Linked DNA regions of Homo sapiens: regions 2 and 3 are each linked to region 1. Evidence: chromatin loops called from intact Hi-C (ENCODE). Cell type or tissue: GM12878. All regions are shown on one strand. Links, peaks and the distances in the headings refer to the core of each region. The heading gives the core; the rest is flanking DNA.

Region 1 (5,397 bases), core at 150-5,149:
CTGTTGGGATTTCTTGGGCCGGGTGAGGGGTGTTAAAGACCAACCACTAACTAAGAGACTTTCCAAGTTGGGCATATGCCAAGAGTCCAGACTCTCACCTGAATGAGGAGATCGATAGCGAAAGTCCTCTTTGGTCAGCAGCAGGAGAGCTTTGCCATTCATTTCAAACGTGTTGCTGTCAATTGGCCTTAAAGAAAACTCATTTTCAGCCCACTTGAGCCACTGGGCTACGTCATCCCTGCTCCAGTAAATTGGCTGCAAGCCTGTTGGAGAGAGCATGAGGCAGAAAGAAAGAGAGAAAGGTCTTGTCAGTTAGACAGCTGGAATAAAGGGAGAAGGTCTCTGAATAGTTAACAAAATGAGTCTCCACATCTCAAGAGCCCTTATGTTCAACTCTGAGTCCCCTCTCCAGCCCTTGTTTGAGCCGCCCCACTGGGGGCTTCTCGAAGCCCAGAAGCAGCCTCCAAGAGGAGTCCAGGGAGCAGTTTGTACACCAAACCCTACTCTGGGGTGTGCTGTCAGATTAACTTTTTATTTAGAGGCAAAATGAGAAAAAGATCTTTTATGTGTTTAAGGGATGGTAGGTCTTAGAGACCTGCCCTTCCTTGCCCAGTTCCAGGGGCTGTTCCAGGGTGCCCACAGCACCCACAGGGGCTCAGAACTATGACACGTGTCAGTGTGGTTGGAGGGTCCTCAGATTCAGAGCTGATCTGATTGCAGCCCAGCGTCCTTCTGAAGAAAGAATGTTCCAGAGCTGAGCTTGACCTTCCAGAGCTGCCAAATAATGAAATGTTCCCTGAAACTTCTTCCAGGAAGAGCAATTCACTCAGCCTCTGGGAAACCATCAGGCTGGCCTCTGGCAATAAGAGGGCAAAGTAAGGATAAAAGGTCTTCTGCCTTTTTATTCTACTCACTGACATTAGAGCTTCCTGGTGGGGTGGTACTTGAACTCTGAGTAGGAACCAAGTGGGCAGGAGGGGGGTACAGAGCAGGGGCTGAGAGGTTGGCTCAGGTTGGCTCTCTGGGAGCCTGACTGTAAGTCTATAGTTTTATTTTATTTTGCTGTTGTGAGAAATCTTTGATAAGTTAGAACAGTGGTTCTCAAAATGTGATCTTGGGACCCATCAGGGTTCCCGAGACCTTTGTAGGGTGCCTATGAAGTAAAACATCTTGTCATAACAATATTAATTATTTGCCTTTTTCGCTCTCATTCTTTCTTAGGTGGAATGTTCTAGAAGGCATATGATGTGATCTTGCAACAGATTGAATGCAGAAACAGAGATGAGCGTCCAGCCATCTTCCATTAAGCCAGATTTTAAGAGACTTTCAAAAATGTGTAACAATGCTACTCTTCTCACAAATTATTTTTGGTTTGGGAAAATATATTTTAAAATATGTTTGCATTAATATAGAGTTGGCTATTTTACTTGCTAAATTCATAAATATTTTGTAAATACCCAGGTTTAATTTATGTAATAATATGGTAACTACAGATAACTATAACCCATATAAGCAAAAGCTCTTTGGGGTCTCCATTAATTTTTAAGAATCAAAAGGAGACATGAGACCAAATTTAAGAACTGCTGGGTCAGAAGAAGCTGGATGTTCAATGGATCTTCATTCTCTAAAATCACATGGTGTGAATCAATAGCTCAAACAGAGCAATGGCATCAGTGTTGCTAAGAGGAGCTTCCGTCTCTCACTATAAGTTACTTAAACTTGCTACGAAGACTTCACAAGTGTGTTATAAAAGTGTCCCTCAGTTTGATCCTGGAAAAAATTACCTTTCATCCTAAACCAGGCATGCCAAAGAACAATCTGGTTTGCTATATGGGGCTGCTCTTCCTACCTGCTGAAGTGGGGAACAAACGGCTCAAATGCCCTGGAAAATGTCCAGGGCCTCTGGGCATGATTGTCTTCCAAGTGGCTCCTTTGCAAAGTGTAGTTTTGAGGAATGGTAGTTGGCTTCCTCTAAACCTGTGGAAGTCCCCTCAAAACCAAAATTCCTTTTTTGTAGTGCACCAAAAAAAGAACTACTGGGCACTGGAAATCATTAGAGATGAGCATTTAAGAGCTTTTTTCTTGGTGTTTTTAGGATAATTTTTTTTTCACATGGAAACAAATTAGAATTTCAAATAATAATTTATGGTGCATTACTGCTTTATGATCTTTAGAATAAAATACAGCCACTAAAAGTTTTTGTTTTTGACTCCTGACTGGCCAGAAAGTGATGCCTATTAAAAACAGTCCATGGATATGGGAAGTACCAGCTCTCTCCAATGACCTTGAAAACACGTATCTAGAATCACAGGGAGGTGGGAGTGGCAGTGAGGGTTACTCAGCAAAATCTCAGTTTTTGAACTGGTAAAAACCTTAAACCTAACTCCTTACTGTCAATGGTGTCACCTTTGAACAAGAATGGCGCTGCGATTTGTTATTATGGACCTTCCTCTCCTTCACACAGGGAGTTCCCATTAGGGGACACATGTGAAGGTCTGGTTCCTCAGGCCTAGGAAGGTGCCTGGAGGTGAGAGGTCCAGTGAGCAGAAGATGCTCAGGCAGAAACAGGAAAAAGTACAGGGTGGCTTATTGGAAACATGGGCCCCAAAGCAAATACAGAACTGAATCCTGCTTGGGAGGGGAATTGAGAGTAAAATGCTGAAGTTTCTGCAGAGGACACGCTGCAACGGAGGGAGGTGGGTGAGAAGGGGGTGGGGGATGCAAGTAGTAATTTGAGGTTCTTTATATTCTATGGAAGAAAATACTCATGAGTAATCTTTTCCCTAAATACAAGAAGAGTCACACTCCAAACAGCTCTGCCGGTTAAGCACAACAGTTTCTCTTTTCACTTCCCATTAATGTCTCCCACAGCCCAGCCCCTGAAGCAACCAGGGCCACCGTGTGGAAACCCCCTCACCAGGAACCGATGCAAATGCCCTCGGCTTATGTACAAGAGGAACCCAGCAAGTTACAGGGGAGACTGTGGTGATCCCAGCAGTCATACAAAAGTGATCTTGACAGAGCAAGCCACCTGCTCGAGGCCACTCAATACATTTATCAGCGTCGCTGCTCTTCCTTTAGCATAAAGAGTGAAGTAGGTGGACACGTTCACCGAGCTGGAAAGAGGCTGGATAAACTTTGGTGTTCAAAGTCAAGTCCCACTGTTATTTCCTTTGTAATTCAATAGAATAAAAAGGTTGTGGTGTAGAATTGAGGGGGGAAAAAGCCCCTTTTCCTTAAACCTAAAGCCCTTAAGACCTTGTGTGTTAGCGTGTCTAAATGGGATAGAGCCTTGCACCTGGAGGCAATTCTAATCAGGCTGATTTAATTTACTTAATAGTCATTTACTAAGCACTACTATGCACCTAGTACTGCTCTAAGCACTTTATATGAATAGATATTAGCTCATTCAACTGCATGCTCACACAACCCTATGATAGGGATTCAGATTAGGAAACTGAGGCCCAACGCATTTAAGGGACTTGCCCAAGGTCACATAACCCTAGTAATGACAGAAGCGGAGATCTGAACCCAGGCAATCTGGTTCCAGAATCTGTGCTCTTATCCATCACACTGTACTTCGACATGCATGTCCCATCCAGATCCAGAATTGAGACTGGTTTTGAACATCCATTAGGGATTCAAAAAAGACTGAGTGAATTGACTCCTACCCATCCAAGACTTAGATCCTTGGAGACTTTCTCAAATTATCAACAGACTAAAAATATAGCCAAAAAATCTGTAGATCCCTGGAGAAGTAGATTTATAAATGGGAAGAGGAGGGAGGTGTAGGTGGGACTCTGCTTTTAATGCATCCAGGAATAAAGTCCTCCCTTCACAGGCTACTTGCTCCCAGGCACTCATGGGTGCTTGGTCTTGAGAGTCTTACACGGCTCACAGCTGCAAATGGAACAGAAGCTGCATGGGCAGAATGAGGGAGGCACATACATAACTTGCTTTATTTACGGCCATCTCTTGCAACTTTAATTCAACAAAGTCAAAGAATATAGATGTTAATGATCATTAGGAAAAGGAAAAAAAGGAGAGAAGGAGAGAGACCATTACTCTGCACCTATATTATACTATTCCCTGTGCGCATAGCGTGCCTCTTGAGGGCCATTTACTAAGATCAGCATTTTTAATGCCAATTAGTTTCAGAGAATATTTGAAAAGAATTTTGTACAGAGAAAGTGAACTGCTGTGATTAAGAAAGTTACTAAAAATTCTACTGTACTTCTCCCCTCTCCCGAGTAGGTCCAGTATATTGTGTCATATCCTTCAGTGACACACCCAGGCCCTTAAACTTACTTCTAATATTTCTTCAATTCCATGCTTTAATGGGCAGCCACATTCATCAGTACATTTTGACCCTGTTTCAGACTTTCTGAGATGTTCTTAAACTAATGATGACAAACATGTTGGGAGACAGGAGCCTGGATTTTATTCCCAGATCTGCCATGAATTAACATTTGATTCTGGGCAGGCCACTCAGCTTCTCTGTGGCTCAGTGACTTCATCTGTACAATGACGGGCTTAGAGTATGTGATCTCTATTCCCTTCAGGGTTTCATGTAGTCAATATGCTCCTATTTAATTTGAATCCAAAAAACCAAAGAATACCTTACAGCCAGGATCTTTTTCTACAGAATTACTCCATGCCCATGGCCATGACCCTGAGATTTTGTAACTTCCTGAAGGATCTTCTGAATCACAGAAGACAGATTAATGCTTAAGTGTGTTTCATTATATTCTAATTCTTGGAAAAGTTATAATCTAGCTATGGCAATAATCAACATAACTGCTTGCATCGGGGTAGTACTTCAGAGTTGATAAGGTGCTTTCATACATATTACCTCATGTAATTCTCACAAAAGCCCAGTGAAGTCTGTTGCATTCTCTTTTCAGTTTAATAGAAAACAGGGCTTAGTCATCAGGTGATTTTATTGATTTGAGCAACACTCAGTTCAAGCTTTTCTGCTACAGTAGCCATTCAGCAAAACCACTCCTTATCCAAACTTTCTGTATAAACAGGAATTTGCTCTAGGTTCTACGTGCTGGAGACAGAATCATAAAATGTGAAAGATGGAAGCTGAAGCCTGGAAGTTAAGAGACTGACTCAGGATCAACCTGCCCCTGATCCCCTGACTTTTCCCAACATCCCATGTTGTCTCATAACTTGATTCAATGACCCACACCAATTTTGTAACCCTCAACACAGTGAGGACAGTTATCACGTCCTTGCTTAGTCATTTTGCCTCCAGATGAAACGTCCTTAATTGGTCCAAAGATAACTCCTCCACTGCAGTTTGTAGACCCTTACCAACCTGCCTGCCTCCTCCAGAGATCTATGTGGCTTCAATTCCTAAACGCAGCAGTAGGAACAGGACTAGCATTTTTC
Region 2 (5,397 bases), core at 167-5,166, 140 kb before region 1:
TGATGGCAGCTGCAGTCTAGTGAGGAAGACAGAAATGGCTCAGATCATCACACATTCATAAATGTATATGGTAAAGCATGACAATTAGGCCTTAGACCATTGACTGTGGAGAAGCAAGGGATAGTTGACCATTTGTAGACCTCGTATAGACAGGATTTGTGCTCATGTAGGGTCTAAATTAAATGACTTATGACCTCTCCCAGTTCATTTCTAGAAATGGACTTTAAGTAGTGCTACAGTGGGAAGAACAGAAAAGATTTACCTTGGAGGGCAAAGTGAATTTCAAATTTGTGGGACTTCTACAGTGGACTTTTGAAAGTTCCACAATAGGTCACCATTACTAAACCCGGTTGTGCTATTATCTTGATAAGTAGAGGACGCTGGTTGAACACATTAGAGTTCAATGACTTGAGAACCTGATGACTTAGTCATTTTGGGAAAAGTAAAAATCCTCTAAAATCTGTAAATTTTCTCAAAATTCTGAAAAGTTTTTCCACTGAGGACTTTTTTTTTTTAAAAACCTCCCTTTTGCCCGAGAAAATAACCAGGAAAGAAATCATAAAAATGCTTTTTTCAGATCTCCCAATGTCTAAATATATCAATATACAAAACATGGTAATTTTATGAGTGAAACAAGTTATACATAATGCATTTTTTTGTTCCTAAACGAACAGCATGACTTTATATCTGTAAAGGGCACTAAAAATAAGTTTTGCATGTATTTCAATCCCCTGCCCCTAAATTTTCTTTGAAGAATTTTTTTTTGTTCTTCCATGGCTTAAAATTTCTGAAAAATAAATGTATCTAGTCTGTTCCTTTGTTCTTGCTGCCTGGTAGCTTGTGTTCTATTCCTGTGAAGTTTAGGGGTATGAAATAAACTGTTCTTTTAGCTTAACTGATACAGAAGGCTTAACTCTCTCAAACGCCTCACATTTACCTGCGGTTGTCTAGAGAGCAAAAGATGGGGGATGAGTGTTCTGTCAATGGTTTTAACCAAGTTGAGCTCCTTCATTTCTTTCCAGCTTAGTTTCCATGAGGGCCTGCCAGGTACAATAACATACAGCAAGGACTAAAGAACCATACAGCTAGACAGTAATTTGTCTTCATGACATCACTGAGAGACATTCAGGCAAAAAGGCTGTTACTAGTGTGGGGGCATTGGCAAGAGGATCAGCTTTTGAAGTCTGGACAGTGTGGTTGGGGGCCAACAGTCTTGGGCTCTGCCACCAATTCTGTGGGGCCATGGGCAGGTTGCTCATCCTCTCTGAGGCCTCCATCTATTCACTGAAGGATAAAGATATTGACACAATCTCCATGGTCCTCCTAGGCTTTAACATGCCATGCATCTATTTATCTTGGGAAGATACATTATGAAGTCAGAAGGTCAGAGGATGGATAGAAGGTTATATGTATGGTAGAGTTGGAATTTCTTGTTTCTGAATGGCACTGTGGTCTTTTGGGTAAGCATGTTCTTTGCTGGGCGGTCTTGATTTTCTATGGGGAGGATTGAAAATCCAAGGGAAAGGAAAAGAGGGTTGACAGAAGAGAATGACTTCTTCCGGTGCCAAAAAAGCTCTGTTCCATAGCAGTAATAATTTCAACAACTGCTGTATCCTGTGTGACCTTGGTATCTCTTGGGGGGTAGAGTTGGAGAAGGAATGGTTCCTCAGTTTCTGATGCTGTTTTGTTGGCTTATTTCCTTCAAAAGCCTTCCCTTGAAAGCCTGGCTTAGTTTACAGTCAGCCAGCCTGACACTGGCTCTGAGCTAGTCCTGACCCATTCTGATAATGCCTAGGCCCCTCCCCACTGCCATGGTGATGGAGATGGGCTGAGGAGCTGGGTGGCATTTCTATCCTAGTGATACAAGAGTCCGTAGGGTTCTTTTGCCCTTCCAGAAATGACGCCAAGGGCAGGATTCCCAGGCGGCCACCAGGGAGCCAGATCTTGTTTTGTCTCCAGCTTGGTTGGCAGACTTAAGAGGCTGAGATGAGCATCTGAAGTTCGGAGTGCTTCAGGCTGATTCAAAACTTAAGCTGGGTTCTTTAAAATTTTGAGTGAATTGTCACCAACGTGCAAAATGTACATACGTGCTCTTTCAAAAATGACTAATCTCCACCCAACCACACTATTTCCTTTCTTGCTGCCCACATTTTAACACCACAAGGGTGGTTCTATTTATTGTCAATAAGGCACTGCTTAGATTTCTTAGATCTGAAAATGAAAATAAATGCCTCAGTTTGTATATGAAGTGACGTGAGTTATTATGCATGCAGAAAGTAATTGTGAAAAACTGGAAATAACCTAAACTTCCATCAATGGGGTGTTGGTTAAGTAATTTATGGTAATTTATAAATGAAATATAAGGCAGAATTTAAAATGATGATATAGACATATCTTTGTTGATGAGGAAAATTGTTCTAATGTGAAAAGTGGTATGTAATAGATGACCCCATTTTTGCAAAAATAAATAAATAAATAAATTGCATATACTGTAAATTTGAAAAAAATCTGTAAGCGAGAACTCACCTAGGCATTTGTAGTTGAGAGATGAGAACAAGAATTTCTGGTGTTCAAATGGCCTTAACATTTTCTCAGAGCCTTAAAATTTTCACGACACTGTTTAGGTAGCAGCACCTTGATTTCCAATGCCCAAAGTAGTCCATGTATAAAGGATTTGAATGGCAGCTAATTAGGGGTGATGGGGTTTTAGATGGTTGTGTTTTCTACTCACTAGATTGATTCCCCCCACACACAATAAGCATGTATTGCCTTTGAAATATAATAGTAAACATAAGATAATCAGGAGAACATCCTTTGCTTGTTATGTTTTGGTTGAAATTAATTTAAACCTCGTATAGTTCAAACTGCTACATCTCCTTCCTCCCCTCACTCCCCTTTTGTCTCTAAGTTCTTTATACTCAGTTATTTTGCATAATCGTGTCCCCTTCCAATTAATGGTGATGTCTTGACACATCGCAGGTTGGGAGGAACTTTCCAAAAAGAAAACTTGTTCTTTCTCTATTTAGCCTTATAATGCTGACTTCTTGGCATTCTGGCTCACCTGCAGGGGTTGTGCATGTGGTCTGGGAAGCCAAAGGAGAAAATCAGAAGTAGTCAGAAGAGGAACTGGTCAAGATTTAACCAGTGGAGATTTAACCATCACAGTGGATAATAGAATTGCTATTCTCAATTCATCACAGCACTTAAAGAGAATTATTCATCAACACCCTTGCTGTGACCTCATGGTGGGAGGAGTGTCCTTCTTGCCCCTTAACTTTGGGTTTGGCCAAAAAGAATACTTGTTAGATGTGATGGCAGAGGCTTGAAAAGAGCTTGCGCATTAAAGCTTGATCTTTTTGTATCTCAGTGACCATGATGGGAAGAACTTTCCCCAGGCAGCTGTTATCCACTCAGCTTAGGCCCAGAATGAACACGCTTGCCTACAGCTCAACCTATAGGCTGGAGCTAAGGACAGGTTGGCGTTAAGCACAGCCGAACTGTAGCCTTGCTCAGCCTAGAGCCGCTGAACCACAGTCAGTCTTGCAGACCTGTAGACGTGAGACTAAATTCTTGTGTTGTTGTTGTTGTTGTTTTTGAGACAGAGTTTCGCTCTTGTTGCCCAGGCTGGAGTGCAATGGCGTGATCTTGGCACACTGCAATGTCTGCCTCCCAGGTTCAAGTGATTCTCCTGCCTCAGCTCCCGAGTAGCTGGTACTACAGCCATGCACCACCATGCCCAGCTAATTTGTATTTTCAGTAGAGATGGAGTTTCTCCATGTTGGTCAGGCTGGTCTTGAACTACTGACCTCAGGTGATCTGCCCACCTTGACCTCCCAAAGTGCTGGGATTACAGGCATGAGCCACCATACCCAGCGAAATCCTTGTTGTTTTAAGCCATTGGATTTTTAGGTGGTTTCTTATACAGTATTAATGAGGATAGATTATTGGGATAAATCTGCTAAACAGAACCTTGTGGGTCCCTGCTGGCTAGAAAGGGATTTCTGGCCACTTGTGCATATGGGTATATAAAATTATACAGAGATGTTATGACAATAACCTGGGAAATAAAAGAATATGGTTAACCATATTCCCATCCTTGGTAACCAACTGACACTAATTTTTGATCCAGGGCAAGTGTTTCTTTACCTGATTAATGCCTCCCAGAATTATTTGAGCTCTTCAAATTAAAGATAACATTGCCAATATTGTAGCTCTAGGTCCACAGTCATTCAGCTTGTTGTCAATGCCTGACTATTGAGTGAGTCATTATGAATAGTTTACAAGCTGGGGAGTCTAGACTGTCCTATTGACTCTGGGTTTTCTGTCAATCTAATTTTTTTTTCATATGCCCTCTTTCCTCCCATTTTAGCTTTGCTCGTGTGAAATCCAGCAGGCTGCTAGACAGATCAGAGGTCATGGTGGAGAATGGTGGCAGAAAACTCACAGAGATGGTGGCAGAAATATTAGATATATTTTGCTTTCTGTCCAAGAATTTTGCAATCTGGGGGTTTCCTTGAAGCTGAAATTGTGTTTAGCTTCCCAAGTGCAAGCATTATCCAGGTTCACCTTCTCCCATGCTTGGCAGGAAATGTAGAATCCTTTCTTGGATGCTTGCCTCATGTGCATCAACTGTTAATGCACATTAGACGGCTGCAGCCCAGCCCTGGGATGGCACTCTTGAGGAACATGGGCTCAGGATCATTAGTGCATACAGGTAGCCTGCCATTTCCCTGTAACAATGAGGAATGAGGTCCAGTCAAGGCCTTGACACAAAGCACACCCAGAAGGCAGCATGGATGGAGCTAGAAGCCAGAGCTGCAAGACTCCGGATCCCCCACTGCCTGCCTTTCTTGCCTTCTTCCTTCCTTCCTTCCTTCCTTCCTCTCTCTCTCCCTCCCTCCCCCCCCCTCTGTCTCTCTTTCTTTCTTTCTTTCTTTCTTTCTTTCTTTCTTTCTTTCTTTCTTTCTTTCTTTCTTTCTTTTCTTTCTTTCTTTCTGATGGAGCCTTGCTCTGTCGCCCACTGGCTCACTGCAATCTTTGTTTCATGGGTTCAAGTGATTCTCCTGCCTCAACCTTCCAAGTAGCTGGGATTACAGGCACACACCATCACACCTGGCTAATTTTTGTATTTTTAGTATAGACGGGGTTTCGCCATGTTGGCCAGGCTGGTCTTGAACTCCTGACCCCAGGTGATCCGCCCACCTTGGCCTCCCAAAGTGCTTGGATTACAGGCTTGAGACACTGCGCCTGGCCCCCTGACCATGTTTCAATTGCACCTGTGGATTTCCACCTTCCACCTTTTCTATGCAGGATAGTCTCTGAAAGCAAATTTACTTATGGGCTAATTTATAAAATCAAAGATTTTTAAAAACTATGAAAGTAGTAAGTTGTCAGTAT
Region 3 (5,397 bases), core at 167-5,166, 270 kb after region 1:
AATAACAGATGTTGGCAAGGATGCAGAGTTTATAAAGGGAACCCTTATGCACTGTTGGTGGGAATGTAAATTAGTTCAACCTCTATGGAAAATAGTATGGATATTTCTCAAAGAATTAAAATTAGAACTACCATTTGTTCCGGCAATCACACTACTGGGTATCTATCCAAAGGAAAAGAAATCATTTTATCAAAAAGACACCTTTCATTTGTATGTTTATCACAGCACTATTCACAACAGCAGACATAGAACCCACCTAAGTGTCCATCAATGGATGGTTGGATGAAGAAATGCTACCCCGTAGTATACTAAATGTGGTATACTATTCAGTGGTATACTAAATAGTAGAATACTATTCAGCCTTAAAAAACAATGAACTCGGCCAGGCACGGTGGTTCACACCTGTAATCCCAGGATTTTGGGAGGCTGAGGCGAGCGGATCACAAGGTCAGGAAATCGAGACCATCCTGGCTAACACGGGGAAACCCCGTCTCTACTAAAAAAAAATACAAAAAAATTAGCCAGGTGTGGTGGCGGTAGCCTGTAGTCCCAGCTACTTGGGAGGCTGAGGCAGGAGAATGGCGTGAACCCGGAAGGTGGAGCTTGCAGTGAGCCGAAATTGCGCCACTGCACTCTAGCCTGGGCAACAGAGTGAGACACCGTCTCAAAAAAAAAATAAAATAAAAAAAATAAAAAGAACTCATGTCTTTTGCAGCAACATGGATGGAACAGGAGGTCTATCTTAGGTGAAGTAACTCAGAAACAGAAAGTCAAGTACTGCATGTTTTCACTTATAAGTAGGAGCTAAAAAATGTGTATATATGGACATAGAGTGTGGAATAATAGATATTGGAGACTCAGAAGGGTGAGGAGGAAGGGAGGTTAAGAGATAAGAAATGGGCTGGGCATGGTGGCTTATGCCTGTAACCCCAGCACTTTGGGAGGCCGAGGCGGGTGGATCACGAGGTCAGGAGATCGAGACCATCCTGGCTAACATGGTGAAACCTCGTCTCTACTAAAAATACAAAAAATTAGCCAGGCGTGGTGGCGGGCACCTGTAGTCCCAGCTGCTGGGGAGGCTGAGGCAGGAGAATGGCGTGAACCCGGGAGGCGGAGCTTGCAGTGAGCAGAGATCGAGCCACTTCACTCCAGCCTGGGTGACAGAAAGAGACTCTGTCTCAAAAAAAAAAAAAAAAAAAAAGATGAGAAATGACTTCATGGATATAATGTACATCATTTGGGCAATGGTTACAGTAAAAGCCCAGACTTCGCCACCATGCAGTATGTCCATATAACACAACTGCACTTGTACCTCCTAGGTTTAGATTTTAAAAGTCAACTCACAATGGAATGTAAACATAAATATAAAAATCAAAACTAGGCCAGGTGTGGTGGCTCACACCTGTAATCCCAGCACTTTGGGAGGCCAAGGTGGGCGGATCACGAGGTCAGGAGTTCGAGACCAGCCTGGCCAATATCGTGAAACTCCGTCTCTAGTAAAAATACAAAAATTAGCTGGGCATGGTGGCACGTGCCTGTAGTCCCAGCTACTCGGGAGGCTGAGCAGAAAAATCGCTTGAACCCGGGAGGTGGAGGTTGCAGTGAGCTGAGATTGCGCCACTGCACTCCAGCAGCCTGGATGACAGAGCAAGACTCCGTCAAAAAAAAAAAAAAATCAAAACTATAAACCTCTTAGGAGAAAGTGCTGTAGTAAATATGCATGAACAGCGGTTAGACAAAGCCTTCCAAGCTATAACACCATAGAAAAAAGTGGCCCCCAAAAGTAATAATAATAAATTAGACTTCCTTAAAAAGAAAACTTTTTCTGCTTCAGAAGACACTATCAAGAAAGTGAAAAGACAACCTACAGTAAGAGAGAAAGTATTTGCAAATCATATAACCAATAAGGGACTTTTATCCAGGATATAAAATAACCTCAAAACTTAACAGTATAAGACCACCCAAGTAAAAATGGGCCAACTATTTGAATAGACATTTCTTCAGAGAAGATAACTAAATGATCAATAAGTACATAAAAAAGCTCAACATCATTAGTCATTAAGGAAATTAAAATAAAAAATAAAAAACATGTGATACTGCTTCACACCCACTATGATGGCTATATAATAAAAAAGATGGCCAATAAAAATTGTGGGGGAGAATGCAGAGAAATTGGAACCCTTATACATTGCTGGTTGAAATGGAAAATGCAGCAACTTTGGAAAACTCTTTGACTATTTCTCAAAATATTACAAATAGAGTTACATAGGACCTAGCAATTTCAATGTTGGATGTATATCCAACTGAACTGAAAACACGTGTTCACACAAAAACTTGTACACGAATGTTCATTGCAGCATTATTCATAATAGCCCCAAGGTGGAAACAACCTAAATTTCCATCCACTAGTGAATGAATAAACAAAATGTGGTATAAGCATACAGTGGATTTCCCCTTTCACTCAAAAGATATTTCAAGATATTATTAAACTTAAATTTTAAAATTAGTTTCCTTTGCTTTATGCTAAGAGAATAATAAGTCCTGTGGAATTTGTGATTTCTTAAACTTACTTTTAGACAAACCATTAAATTATAGTAAATATTTCAGGCACATTATAAAAGATGGCATGTGGTTTTGACGCATACATAATTTTATAAGTATTTATTAAATAAAATATGTTACTTACATCAACCATCCCCAACCTTTTCGGCACCAGGGACAGGTTTCGTAAAAGACAATTTTCCCACGGATGGGGGTTGGGTGGAGGGTTTCAGGATGAAACTGTTCCACCTCAGATCATCAGGCACTAGATTCTCATAAGGAGCTCACAGCCTAGATCCCTTGCATGCACAGTTCACATGGTTTGCTCCTATGAGAATCGAATGCTGCTGCTGATCTGACAGGAGGCAGAGATCAGGCGGTAATGCTCACTCACCACCCCCTGCCACCTTCTGCTGTGTGGCCCAGTTCCTAACAGGCCATCAACAGGTACTGGTCCATGGCCTGGGTACTGGGGACCCCGGAATTATATTACTCAGCTGTCTCTACATTTAGGTATTACTTATTTTGCCTGCCAAAGAGTAAAATGTGTTAAAACTTCCCAATACAATTAGTTTCTGTAATTTTCTTCTTGTCTTTCTGTTGTGTTTTGTTCTCTATATATTTATCTAGTGTTTATGAATAAAATTACACAACTCATACTACAGCACAGCTTTATCAATAAAGTGGAGATTTTTACCCTACTTTTCATTTTCTACCTTAAGTTATACTTTGTCAGATGTTAATTCCTGCTTTCTTTTTATTTTAATTTCTTGGTATATCTTTGCTTATCATTTTGCTTTCAATGTTTATGCTTATTTTGGTTTGAGTATGTTTTATAACCTACATAGACTGTGTGTGTATATGCTTGTAAGTGCAAGGGTGTGTATTTAACCAGCTTGAGAACCACTGTCTTTTAATAGCGAAGTTTAAGAAGTTCAACCCATTTTCATTATTATTATTGTTACATATTTTACTATAATACATTATATGTAATATATATTTTTATATTTCACTGTGTCTGGGTATGGTGGCTCATACCTGAAGCCCTAGCAGTTTGGGAGGCTGAGGCGGGAGGACTACTTGAGCCCAGGAATTTAAGATCAGCTTTGGCAACATGAGATCTCCATTTCTACAAAAAGTTTAAAAATTAGCCAGGTGTCATGGCTCACGCCTGTAGGCCTGGCTACACGGGAGGCCGAAGCGGGAGGATAGCTTGATCCCAGGAGGTCAAGGTTGCAGTGAGCTGTGTTCACGCCACTGATCTCCAGCCTGGGCAACAGAGCAAGACCCTGTCTCAAAAAACCAAACCAAACCAAACAAAACTTCATTGCTGTTTTTCTGTTTTGTAATTGCTAGACTATGTTTTGTTTTATTGATGTCTTCTTCGATAATGTTCAAAATTATCAATTACGTTTCTCAATTTTTCAATTGAATAAATCAGAAAAAATGGATATATATAACAGCATAAACATAAAAACCTTACAAGCATTGAATAATATCTTAAATTAAAGGACAAAAAGACTGAGAAAATATTTGCAACAAATAAGATACATATTCACAATACAATCCACAATATAAAAGAAGTCATGAACATCCATAAGAAAAAAATGGGTATAGCAGTCAAAACTGTATTTGGCTACGAGAACCAGCAAAACATACCATAGTGGCTTAACAGATGAAAGGAAGGACTGTTTCACTTGGGTAATAAGAAGTCCCATGGGAATCAGTCCAAGGCTGATACATTGACTCCAAGTATCCCCAGTGTCCCAGGCTCTGTAAATCTTTAGGTTCATGCATTCTTAGTATGCAGTTTTTATCTTTTTGGTTTCAAAACGACTGTTGCATCTCCTGGCAGCTCAAGTGGAAAGAAGACAGAAATTGGAGAGGAATGCACCAGAAGACTTATTTCTCATATCAATAAGGGGGTGGGGGTGGAACATCAAAATTTAGCTTTTACTCTCTCTATAGTGGAGTCAAGTAAGGGAGAAACATGTTGCAAATGGAGATTGGCTTGGCCAAAGTACAGCGCCTGCTACATAGAGAACTGAAATAGAAAATTCACAAAATAAGAAATTAAAAAATAAAAAATCATACCAAAATAACAATCCACTAAATAGTAATCAAAGCAATTTATGAAAAACTCTTTGGCAGGATTAGAAAAGTTCTTATCTCTTTGGTCTGTCCATTTTAAGTCCAGTACCCAATCCTTAGAAAATAATTTAAAACACAGACAAAATGTACCTTCTAGACTATTTATCAGTGTTTTGTTGTTGTTAGTTTTGATTTTATTATATAACCTATACATTTGTTTATGCCAGGCAGCTTCTTTTAGGTTGCAAGGAACAGATACATCTTGAAGTTGCCTCAGTTTATGGTTAATGTTGTAAGAACATATGAAAGCAGGAACAGAATAAAATAATGTCATCAGCCACAAGCTGAGGAACGGGACACACAGGTCTCCCTGAGCCCAGCTATTCTGATAAGAAGCAGCTCTATCAGTCCATTATCTTGCTCTTTAAGAGTGGACATTTGTGGCTCTCGACACAGTGCTCTGCCATTATGACTCAGCTTCTCTCTTTTTTTTTTTTTCTTTTTGACAGGGTCTCATTTTGTCACCCAGGCAAGAGTTCAGTGGCATGATCATAGCTCACTGCAGCCTCAAACTCCTGGGCTCCAACTGCACTGGAGGATACTCTCACCTCAGTCTCCCAAGTAGTTGGGAGTACAAGTGTACAACACTATGCCTGGCTAATTTTGTACAATTTTGTAGAGATGGGGTTTTGCTATGTTGCCCAGGCTGGTCTCAAGCTCCTGGCCTCAAGCAATCCTCCCACCTCATCCTCCCAAAGTGCTGGC

What was found. Hi-C counts contacts between places; a loop is a spot of excess contacts. Peaks named below come from ENCODE experiments on the same cell type or tissue, not always from the same donor. Only the 100,000 strongest peaks of a DNase experiment are listed, where the experiment ranks them.
Region 2: it touches region 1 in a loop (4-fold over the local background); 1 of 110 quality-filtered maps calls a loop at or near these places.
Region 3: a loop joins it to region 1, with 4 times the contacts of the local background. A loop is called at or near these places in 1 of 110 quality-filtered maps.

What each region holds. Positions count from the first base shown.
Region 1 is chr12:11,834,006-11,839,402 of GRCh38, reverse strand. ETV6 (ETS variant transcription factor 6) reads right to left here. Exons shown (of 8, transcript NM_001987.5): 3 at 99-263. Among named protein-coding and RNA genes, the nearest start is that of ETV6, 190 kb to the right of the region's middle. RefSeq lists enhancers at 1-987, 2,759-2,988. In GM12878, for the core only: no CTCF peak of the experiment used is centred there; a DNase peak (open chromatin) is centred at 2,822; H3K27ac peaks cover 4,976 bases.
Region 2 is chr12:11,978,057-11,983,453 of GRCh38, reverse strand. No RefSeq gene overlaps it. Among named protein-coding and RNA genes, the nearest start is that of BCL2L14, 90 kb to the left of the region's middle. In GM12878, for the core only: no CTCF peak of the experiment used is centred there; DNase peaks (open chromatin) are centred at 1,081, 2,123, 2,653 and 3,163; H3K4me3 peaks cover 446 bases; H3K27ac peaks cover 2,893 bases.
Region 3 is chr12:11,562,889-11,568,285 of GRCh38, reverse strand. LINC01252 (long intergenic non-protein coding RNA 1252) reads right to left here. Exons shown (of 8, transcript NR_033890.1): 8 at 3,883-4,585. Among named protein-coding and RNA genes, the nearest start is that of LINC01252, 18 kb to the right of the region's middle. In GM12878, for the core only: no CTCF peak of the experiment used is centred there; DNase peaks (open chromatin) are centred at 2,364, 2,805 and 4,295; H3K4me3 peaks cover 724 bases; H3K27ac peaks cover 5,000 bases.